2 separate regions of the Mus musculus genome follow, and region 2 is linked to region 1. The links are chromatin loops, found by intact Hi-C in ENCODE. Cell type or tissue: left cerebral cortex. All regions are shown on one strand. Each heading gives the region's core, and the rest is flanking DNA. Links, peaks and the distances in the headings are about the cores only. Region 1 overlaps Arhgap21 (Rho GTPase activating protein 21). Region 2 has its middle 61 kb from the start of Gm13375.

The links. Hi-C counts contacts between places; a loop is a spot of excess contacts. Peaks named below come from ENCODE experiments on the same cell type or tissue, not always from the same donor. Only the 100,000 strongest peaks of a DNase experiment are listed, where the experiment ranks them.
Region 2: it touches region 1 in a loop (2.1-fold over the local background); 5 of 42 quality-filtered maps call a loop at or near these places.

Annotation. Positions count from the first base shown.
Region 1 is chr2:20,900,732-20,906,115 of GRCm38, reverse strand. The region is part of intron 3 of Arhgap21 (Rho GTPase activating protein 21); the gene reads left to right. Among named protein-coding and RNA genes, the nearest start is that of Arhgap21, 64 kb to the left of the region's middle. In left cerebral cortex, for the core only: no CTCF peak of the experiment used is centred there; DNase peaks (open chromatin) are centred at 506 and 2,648.
Region 2 is chr2:21,027,347-21,032,730 of GRCm38, reverse strand. No RefSeq gene overlaps it. Among named protein-coding and RNA genes, the nearest start is that of Gm13375, 61 kb to the right of the region's middle. In left cerebral cortex, for the core only: no CTCF peak of the experiment used is centred there; DNase peaks (open chromatin) are centred at 2,950, 3,199 and 3,911; H3K27ac peaks cover 1,789 bases.

The DNA of each region.
Region 1 (5,384 bases), core at 73-5,072:
GTTTTGAGTTTATCTACTTTTTATTACCCATGCCTTTGTTAAAGACATTTTAGTGAGTTTTTAAAAATATGAGTGTAAAAGAGTACATACATCTGATTTATTAATGCAGACTTGTAGGAAGACAGTTTGAATTGACTGGGAAGAAAACAGAGACTGTTTTCAGTGCTGCTTGTGGAAACCATGGTTTTGCATTTGGCAAGTCCCATAGATGGAACAGTGTCCTCAGCCCGAGGGAACGCTCTATTCAGGTGATGTTGATGTTTATCTAGGAAAATACATTTGTTAAGCTAATTGAACCTTGCACTTAAAGTATTTTATCTTAGTTGTAAGTTACAGTTAATTTCAATAGATGCCGTGAAGAACATGTGTGATTAGTTCACTCCACTGTTTATAGATAGTGGTGTTGGACTGTTTGGGACAACACAGCTATGGACCTTCTTTTACCTGCTTTGAATCCAAAGGCATGCTTCTGTAGGAGTGTCGCTGCTGAGTCATCACATGCACAGGGTACTGCTGTTCCCAGTGCAGTTGGACCAGCTTGCACACGAGCAGCACAAGCATCCAGTTGCTCTGCAGCGTCGCCCTGCTTCGTGTTAACCTGTTTTCAAATTTTGGTCGCTGTAGTTGGCGTGGGCAGTGGTTTGGATTATAGTTTTAATTTATATTTTCCATGAGACAGAGTTGATTGTGCATCCATTTTAATTGTATACTTGTAGGCATTCTTTGAGTATTCCAAATGGAAAATTTGGTGGCTACAGAAGTATAGTCGGTGCCCACTGACCTTGCCTTTCCAATCCTTACGACCTCTGTTAAGGTTCTTATTTCACTGCAGTCTGAGTGAGTGATACTTTGTTTTTAATACTTTGAACTCTCTCTTAAGCATTTTGCTGTGTTCTTTGTCCATGAAGGTGCTGCACTGTGGATATTAAGATGCTCTTTTGATTTATCAGTCACAGCCAAAGCTACAGTTTGCCTATCATTATTTGGGCCTGCGGTTTGAGACCAAGACGAGTATTTTTCTTGTGATATTTATTTTGATTTTCATGGGTCTTAGTGTAAAGTCTGTGCCTTTCCAGTTACTGTGTAGCAGAAACCAGCTCACTTATGGTGTCCGTCTTGAGTGTCTTGAGTTGGTCCATAACTATGCTCTGGCCTGGAGTTGGCCCCGTGGAAGCTATGTAATACTTTCCAAACCAAGAATAATTTTATATTTTTACAGGTTTGTTTAAAAAGAGAAAGAGAAAGAACACACCAGATACTGTAGGTACTTAAGAGCCCTAAATATTGACTGCTAGTTCCTTACAGGTGCTCATCATATGTGTTGTTCTGTTCCATTGGTCGTTTGTGTTGTTTGCTTTTTCAGACAGGATTTCTCTGTGTAGCCCTGATTGTCCTGGAACCTACTATGTAGACCGGGCTGGCCTCCAGAGTTCAGCCTGCCTCTGCCTCCCTTGTGCTGGGATTAAAGCCCAACACCATGCCCAGCCCATTGGTCATTTTATTTGCATTGAGCCAACACTGCTTCTGTTTGCTGTGGCTTGATAAATGATTCTATCTATAGTGCATCCTTCATTTGCTTGACTGAGATCTAACAGTGCTTTGTCACGAATCTGCGTGCATGACGTTCCAGATTAAACCCACAAAAAGAAAAGGAAAAAAAATTCTGACAAATTTTGTTCATTATGTACTATCATAAAAGCTTTAGAATTGGGTTTTCAGTTGTTAGAAATTTTCTTGTGTATGCGTTACAAAATTTAAATGTTGAAAAACACTTGCCTTCAGGAGGCTGAGGCAGAGACAGGTGTGTCTGAATTTGAGGCTAGCCTAGACTGTACGAGATCAGTATCTATTCAGGATTTCCAGTACCACTTTCTCAGGAGATTTATTGGCCCTATAGGAACTGAGCACAGGGAATAAGAGAGAAAGCAGGGAACGAGGGAGACGGGGAGAGAGATTTGTCCAGATGACAAAGGACTGCCTCTGGATAGAGAGGAGACACGTGTGGCACATAGCAAAATGGCTGTTTATAAAGGTAAGAGGGGAAACCCTGTGTTAGGATGAGGTGTTTAATTGGGCATGTTAACTAGGGAAGCCAAAGGGGGCTTTTGATTGCTGGACTTTGTTAGCTGGACCTTGGTAGTCAGCCTTGGGAGGAGAAAGTGGCCGAATAAGGAAATAGACCTTGGGGGCTAGCTTCAGGAATGTAATCTAGTGATTTTTAGTAAGGAAAAGGGAATTGGTTAGAAGGACCAGGCCTGCCACAGCCTTTTTGCCATGCTCGAGTTCCTTAATGGGTCACAGAGTGAGTTCCAGGACACCCAGGCACACATAGAGACAGAAACCCTAACACAAAACAAAAGCATCCTTGCCATGTTGAATCTTGTAGTGTGTGTCTCAGATTAATTGGTCAGCATCTATTGGAATACCCCTTAGGTTTTTCTTCATCTTTTGATATAGTGAATATATATTGATTAGATTTTTAGATGTAACCAATGTTGTGACCAAACCAAGCTTGTTTGCATTGTTGTGCTCATCAGCCTCTTGGCTCGGTCTTCTATTTGAAGATTTTCACTTCTCAGCTCAGTGACTGTGTGTTGTCATCCGCAGACACGGAGTGGCAGCAGCTAAGCGAGGGGAATGGGTGACTCATGCCGAGAGTTAGCAGAGAATGATCGCAGTGGATAAGAACTGAGGAGGACTGGGAAAGGGCAGTGATACAATCTGGTCCTAAGGGAAAACGTGAAGGAAAGATTTGTCAGTAAAAGCCTCACCCTTCAGTCTGGATCCAAGGAAGACTCAGCTGGGCCGTAAAGCAGTGGAGGAGTTCAGGGAGCAGTCTTCTTGATGAACACCACTTTGGACAACAGTGGGGACATGCCTACTTAATGGGGACATGGCAGTGGGCTGATGGCTGGCTACTGCAGAAGGTTCTCAGAGGGATGTCTGGCACAGTGCCTCTGTGATGCTCGCCAGCCCGGAACACCTTGCTTTCCTTCCTAGCCTTTGGAGACTGGTAGGCTCTTTACCTTGTCTAGCTTTCCTGAGAGCAGGAGTTGACTCTGAAGCCGACTTTTACTTTATGTATTTAGAAACTTTTGCTTATTTATAGATAATGAAAAATTTGATTTTTTTTGTTGTTGAATCTTCTTTAAATTTATTTTCATTTGTATTATGTGTATGAGTGTTTTGCCTGCATATATGTCTGTTAGTCACTTTCACCCTCGGTGGCCAGAATAGGGCATTAGAACAGTGGTCCTCAGCCTTCCTGATGCTGTGATCCATTACTACAGTTTCTCATGCTGTGGTGACCCCAACCATAAAATTATTATTGTTACCACTTCATAACTATAATCTTGCTACTGTTATGAATCATAATATAAATATCTGATGTTCAGGATAGCTGATATGCAACCCCTGTAAAAGGGTCTTTAGACACTCAAAGGGGTCTAGATGTACAGGTTGCGAACCACTGCCCTAGAACTAGAGTTACAGATGGTTGTGGGCTGCTTTTTAGGTGCTGGGAATTGAACCTCTGTCCTCTAAGAGGACAGCCAGTGCTCTTAAACCACCAAGCCCTCTCTCCCACCCTTTGTTTAATCTTTGTTGTAAGAGTCTGTTGATTCAGGGATTCTTAAAAGTTTGTTTGTTTGTTTGTTTGTTTATTTTCTCTTCATGCATTCTGTTTGGTAAGTTAAGTAATGTATATTCATTCTTTTAGTAGTTAGTTTGGAAATGCTCCTTCTCTTTCTGCTGCCTGTCTATGATTGCTGTGCTGTGTTGGAATCAGTTTTGATTTAATGAAATGCCTTTGTTTTGCCCCCATTTTTGCTTTGTCCATTCTCTACTAATCTTGGAGATACAACTCTCTTCTTACTTGGCTTCTGCTGTGACTCGTACATAAGTTGGTTATACCTTTGCTGAAGGTAAGCACAGGCACACGTGCACGCTGTCACACCCATGCGCTGTAAGGTTTTCTCTGCACCTTCAGTGCTCAGCCATTTCCTGACAGTGAGTGTAGCTGAGGGCTCTGGTGTTGGGTGAGTGGAACTTCTTGAGACTGGAGAGCCTTTGCTCCTCAAACTTTACCACAGTCTGTGTAAATACTGCAATTCAGTATTTTCATTTCTTAAAAATGTCTAGATTTTCATATTTTTGTTTGAAATAAAGAAGCTGATGGAAAAGTGGTAGGCAGTTTCAATTTTTGAAGGGTTATTTTGTAGGTTTCATAGCTAGTAAAAGATTGAAGATATGTTCATTAATAACACTGTGGAAATCCTTGCTCCCCAGAACAGCCTGTTGATTGTTCCTGTCTGTGGTAAGTTAGGTGAGAATTCCTGCCTCTTGATTAACCTGTTCCGAGAAACTAAGGCACTAACACAAGTTTGATACTGGGAAATAAGGAAACAAGAAGCAAAAATTGGTTATTAGATTATGCAAAGTAAAATATCGAGTTGTTGAGTATGGACTTTCCCTCGTAGCTCCCTCTGTGCTTGCCCCTTCCGCATCCTCCTCCTCTCTTTTTGTAGAATCAGGATTTCCTTATGTTGACTTGGCTGCTTTTGGACTCCTGGGCTCAAGTGACTCCTGTCTCAGCCTCCCAAGTCAAGTGCTAACTACAAATCCACCCCATTTACTTATCATTATGTTTTTGAAACGATTTCTATGAATTCTTCTCAGAGAAAAGATGATGAAGGACAGAAAATGCGTCCTGTGACTGAGTTTTTCATTAAGTAGGTACCGGGTACATAGTAGGAGCTTGTATGCACAGTGCCTGTTGGGTAAGGGGAGGATGCTGACACCTTTTGTCATGGCCACCATGGCCTGTTCCTAAGTGACTGCTCTGTGTCTTCCTTCTCCCTCCCCATAGCCCGGGTAACTCAGGGTTAGTGGTACCTAGTGATTTAGAAACCATATTTCAAATAACTAAGAAAGTCTTTAAGAAAATAACAAAAATAGGGCAATCTTGGACTTACATAGAAATGTAGACATATTCTATAAAATAAACCAGTAGGTGAAAAGTTTAAAAGAGAATCTTGATACTACTTAAAAATAATGAATGGTAATCTATAATGAAAGGAATTGAGCTGGATTAAAGAGGCTGTCAGAAACTCACTTTTAAGGTGAAGACTTTAAGACTTGAAAAACATAATACATGAAGTTTAACCTGGCAGTCAAGAAACTAGATGTGATTTCAAAATCTCTGTAAGGGTTCTAAACACTTTATTATGAAATATTTTAATGTGAAAGATAGCTTCAGAGAGAATTAATCGGAAGTCTTTGGCAGAGATAAGTAACTGTAAGAGAACTAGAGAGAGATTCACACTAGGGTTTGAGCCGCCTCTAAAACATGGCTCTCTTCTCTGGCTTTTTCTTAGTAGTATTGC
Region 2 (5,384 bases), core at 289-5,288, 130 kb before region 1:
TTAAGTAGTCATGCATAAAGAAGAAATGAGAAGAGGAGGAAATTAGATAACCTGATGACAAAGACCAAACTTGCCCCAAGGAACTGTAATGCCTGTACTCAGCAGGAAGTAGTCTGACAATAGCATTGCCCCCTTTCCATGACTTTATTCAGGGATCTCTTTCCTTTCCTCTCTATCATTTTATCTCTCTTATCTAATGTTAGGGGGTTTAATGGGTGGGAAAAGAGTAGAGAAGGATGGAAGAAAGAAGAGCCCACAAAGTAGCCAAAGACTGGCTACAGGGACCTTTGAGAGGTTTTGGATAATTGGGCCTTCCAGGAAACTGTGAGACTCTTCTCCTTTCCTTTCTTCCACCCCTTTCTCTCTCTCTCTCTCTCTCTCTCTCCCTCTCTCTCTCTCTCTCTCTCTCTCTCTCTCTCTCTCTCTCTCTATCTCTCTCTCCCCCCTCTCCCTCTTTCATGCTGCCTTCTGGCATGTTGCACCACACACTCTGACATAATGCATTGCCCAGCTACAACTGTGAAAGCAACAGGATGCTGAACTGAAACATCCAGAATGAGACACAATGCACATTCTCTCTTTATAAGCTCATTGTCATGGGTATTTTGTTAAAGTAATGAGACGCTAACAAACATATTAAATAAGATTTCTTGAACCTTGGTTTTGTCATTAAAATACAGAATTTAAGAAATTATGGTCAAATAGTTGTGGAGATGTTTGAATATGAACAGATGGCCTTTTAAAAAAGTACAAATTGTTTTGGCAATCGTCTTTGAACAGATTACAATCTCTAACTTTTTAAAAGAAGATTCAATTAAAAGAAATTTGTAATCAAGAAACAAGAATGTTTTGTTACATCATTTCCACATAGAGTAGTAGCCAGGGTTTGGGGAGGGTTGTCCTCTGCCCGTGCTAGGACACAATCTCAGAAACAACTATGTCCATAGAACCTTAGAACCTTCAATGGGAACATGTGCAACTGACAACAGAGCAAAAGAGATTTTTAAAAGGTTTTTAGGTGTATGTATTTTGTTTTTTATATGTTAGTGTTTTACCTGCATTTGAGTATGTGCACCACCTGTCTGCAGTGGCCAATGAGGCCAGAAGATGGCCAGTTCCCCGGAACTAAGTTACAGATGGTTGTGAACTGTGGGTGCTAGGAGCTAATCTTACTCTTCCACAGGGTAACAGCGGTCTTAACTACTAAGCAACCTCACCAGTACCAAGAATTTTAATCTCATCACACACAATCTTATAAACAGTTGAGACCCAGTAAGATCTTCCCTCCTTTACCAGAGAAAAGACAAGGGGTAAAATGTCACAGTCAAAGCCGGGACTCTAAACTTCTGAATTCTATAATACTGACACCAACCCAGGTTCCAGTGAATCCCTGCTTTTATTTATTTTTTCTTACCCTGCTTCATTTTATTTTATCTGGAAACCCAGAGAGACTAAAGGTTCTCACTGTGTTGCTTCAGGCATAAGCAATTAATAAAACATAAGCTATTGGTGATAGCAAACTTTAAGGTGCCTATAAGTAATATGGGACAAATAAGTAAAGCTCAAGGGTTTTCAATGATGCTGAGAATGTAAGTTTTCTTCTAGAACTATTGTGACAAAACATACTTGTGCCCGGAATGCGGTAGAGCTCTCTCATCCTCCTGCACTGATCTATTTCTCAGTTAATAGCCTCAGGATCACTGGCAGTGGCTAACTGTGGTCTTCTGGGAAAGCTAGCAAGGAATTTCTTTGTTTTGCCTACATCTGGCCTCATCCCTTACCTATTAAAGCAGGGTAGATTCTTCAGTGTCTCAAATGGCAGACAGTCCCTACCTTCAGGTATGACAGGAATGTTGTAAATGTTGCTTCCTCTTCATGAGGTCATTCTCGTTGCTTGTTAGTACACAGCCTGAAGCCCAGCCACACAGACCTGTTTGCTGCCTATGATCAGGGCCTCCATTGCTGCTGCTTTGACACACCCCTCTCCCATCCCCCACCCGGCACGAATGGTATTTTGCCACTGGATGCAATTCGCTTTCTCTGTGTGCTTCCAAGTTTCCAACAACCCAGGTAGATTATCCTGGAAGTCAGGTTTTCTCTGTCTTTACACTTACACCAGACTCACAAGGGAGAGGTCTGCATCACACCTGTCAGTGCAGGCTGTGTCTACATGTGCCTCCAGGTTTAAATGCAGACTTAAGAATTGGAGGAATCTTATCTTTGATTTCCTTCCCATCACATCCCAGACAACACAGGCACCAAGAGGCCCTGAGACTTTCTACAAGTTAGCCAAGTTTGCACCTCAGGAGCTTAGGTTTGAAATGTATCCCCAGAGACCCATGTGCTGTTTACATTTTACATGTAATGAATGGCTCTAAGTGGGTTTGTTCTTTTAGGGAGATACAGAGTAGACCTTTGTTATAATCCTGGCTCCAGCTTGAGCCACCATGGGTGGCATTAGTCAGGACACAGTGATTTATGCTCCTAGAACTCTCAGGACAGTTCCCAATCCAAAGCACTATTTCTGTCCCTGCAATGTCCCCTCCATTCTGCCTTCTCTCGTCTCACTGTCACTTTTGGACCCCTCTAAGACTCTGCCAACATCTAAAACATTCTTGATCTGTTGGCTAGTCAGAAGATGACAGCAATATGACAACTTGGCCAATCAGCAGCTCCCTGGGCACATGACTTTCTTGAGGGCTTGCTTGGAAGTAGACAGGCTTGTTGGAGCTACAAGTTCCTTTGCAGTCTCATCCCAGACTAACTCTACAAAGAACACCCTGCAAGACTCTTGTAGACTTCTTTCCTGTTGTATTAGATCCCTATGCTTCCCTATTTAGAGCTCTGTGACATCGATGGCAGCGATGACCATTTCATCATAGGCTTAGGATGAGTCACCCATACAAGTAGAACGCTCCTCAACAAAATGCTTTCCTAGGAGGCTCTGGGTGAGTAATTCATAAAGCTCTTGAGAGGTGAGTTTGGCTAAGGCACCAGGAACTGATAATGGTACACTCCCAGCATTCTTTTCAAGATTTCAGGAATCACAACTGGGCCAATGACACACAAGTGCTCAGCCAGTGGTCATTGGCATCATTACATTAGGGAGCCTATTCTACACTAATTCTCAATAGAGCCTTCCCCCACGTGACTGTAGAAGCTCCAGCAGGGCAGGGTGGAGAGTCGTGTAGTAGCCAGAAACTTGCTGAGAAACACAGAAGCCTGGGGTGTCTCTCTCTGCCAGTATTTTTCAGCTGTGATAGTGAATAATGAACATTTAGTGTCAGAAAGACTTAAAATTGAAACAGCTTCTAACATTGCTACAGTATTTTTACCACATAATTTTATGTGGGCTGTGGGCATAAAAAAAATACAGTTTTAATTACATCTTGTGCTGCAGCAAAAGAAAGAAAGGAGAGAGAGGCAGAGAGATAGAGAGAGAGAAGAAAGAAGGAAGGAAAGAAGGGAGGAAGAGAGAGAAGGAGAGAAAGAAAGAAAGAAAGAAAGAAAGAAAGAAAGAAAGAAAGAAAGAAAGAAAGAAAGAAAGAAAGGAGGGAGGGAGGGAGGGAGGGAGGGAGGGAGGGAGGGAGGGAGGGAGGGAGGAAGGGAGGAAGGAAGGAAGGAAGGAAGGAAGGAAGGAAGGAAGGAAGGAAGGAAGGAAGGAAGGAAGGAAGGAAGACCACTTCCCATCTCACATTCTATGCACATCTTTCACACCCAGAAGAAAGTGGGCTTCTAACATCATGAGCCCTGGTGGAGGGGCTCTTGGTCAGGTGAAGCTGGCTAGCAAAGTCCACTGTTGTCACAGGAAATGAGTGCATTGTGTTCCAGGATATTTTTTGCTTGCTCCATTGTTTCCCAGGCACGGGCCTGTGTGGGAATGTTTGTCCTCTAGCACACACAGCAGCCATTGTGTCCTCTGCAACATCCTACATGCAGCTGTGAACACTTGTGCTCGGGCCAGCTTCTGGGCTGTGGAATTCACTCAGAGAGGAACTCTGTGAGCTACATACCAAGGCCCTGCTTTTCTTTGGGAATGTCTTGCACTTTCCAACATTCCTCCTTCTACTTTGCCAAGAACAAGTAAATAGAAGGTCTCTTTGAAGTGTGTACCCTGGGATATTCAGAGGTGAGACTGCAGGGGAATGTCCAATCTGCAGAAAGAATCTCCATTCACAACTTTCTGACCCAAAGCAGGGACTGGTGATGCCCATGTGACCAGGTGTGGCTTTGGCCTAAGGCAGCCAAGTTTACTTTATAAAGTGCTACTATCTCTGGGGTCATGTGACATCCCTATATAAACAGCATCTACAGGATACTCCTCCTGGTCATTTGATACCATCCTAGCCAGAAGCTTAATATATTCTGTAACTATATCGTCCTTTTCACATTTCTTTCAGCTCCTCCAGCAGGAATCTCATATTTAAATCATAGAACAAGAAATATTAGTTCCCGGAGTTTGAAATGTGTGTCCAGAAAGACGAGACTGAGTTCAGAAAACAACCATCGGCTGCCACCTCTGTGGAAGGGACTGCAGCATGGATGAGCAACAGCTGTCCTGAGAATACTGGGCATTTCTCCTTAAGCCCAGCACCCATGACTTTAGTTAACAAATAGTGGTGTCTGAAGAACGGGTGGTTGTAATGCTCTAGATACAAAGTGTTTTCCTAAAAGGCTCATGATTAAATGCTTGGTCCCCAGTTGTCTGTCAACTGAGAAGTGATGGGACAATGATGTCACTATGATCAATCCTGGGCTATTAGGAAGGACACTGACTGAGGGCCACTGAGGTGTCCCTTTGAATGAGAGATCGTGTCTCTGGCCCCTTCCTATGTTGCTCTTTCTGCCTCCTGTCTACTGGCAGGTAAACTCCTTTGCTTGCTACATGTTCCCTGTCTTCATATTCTGCCTCACCACACATGAGGCCAGAAGCTCTGGAGCAAAATGACCATAAACTGAAGTATTTGGGTCTAAAGTTTTTGAGTCTGGGAGCCAAAACAACAACACTGGGCTTTTGTCAATTTGACATATCTCCATCACATTGGCCTGTGGGCACATCTGCAAGGATATATGTGTGTGTGTGTGTGTGTGTGTGTGTGTGTGTGTGTGTGTGTGTGTGTGTGTATTTATGTGTGTATTTATATTTGTATAGATAAAGACTGTATATGTATATATGAAACTAAGCAGACTGTGGGAAGCAATCTAGTAAACATTATTTCTCCATGGTCTCAGCTTCAGATATTGATTCTAGGCTCCTGTCCTGCTTGGGCTCCTGCCTTGGCTTCTCCTGATGATGGAGTATAATGCAGAATTACAAGATAAAGCAAATCCTTTCCTCCACACGCTGCTTTGGTTGTAATGTTTATCACAGCAATAGAAAGCAA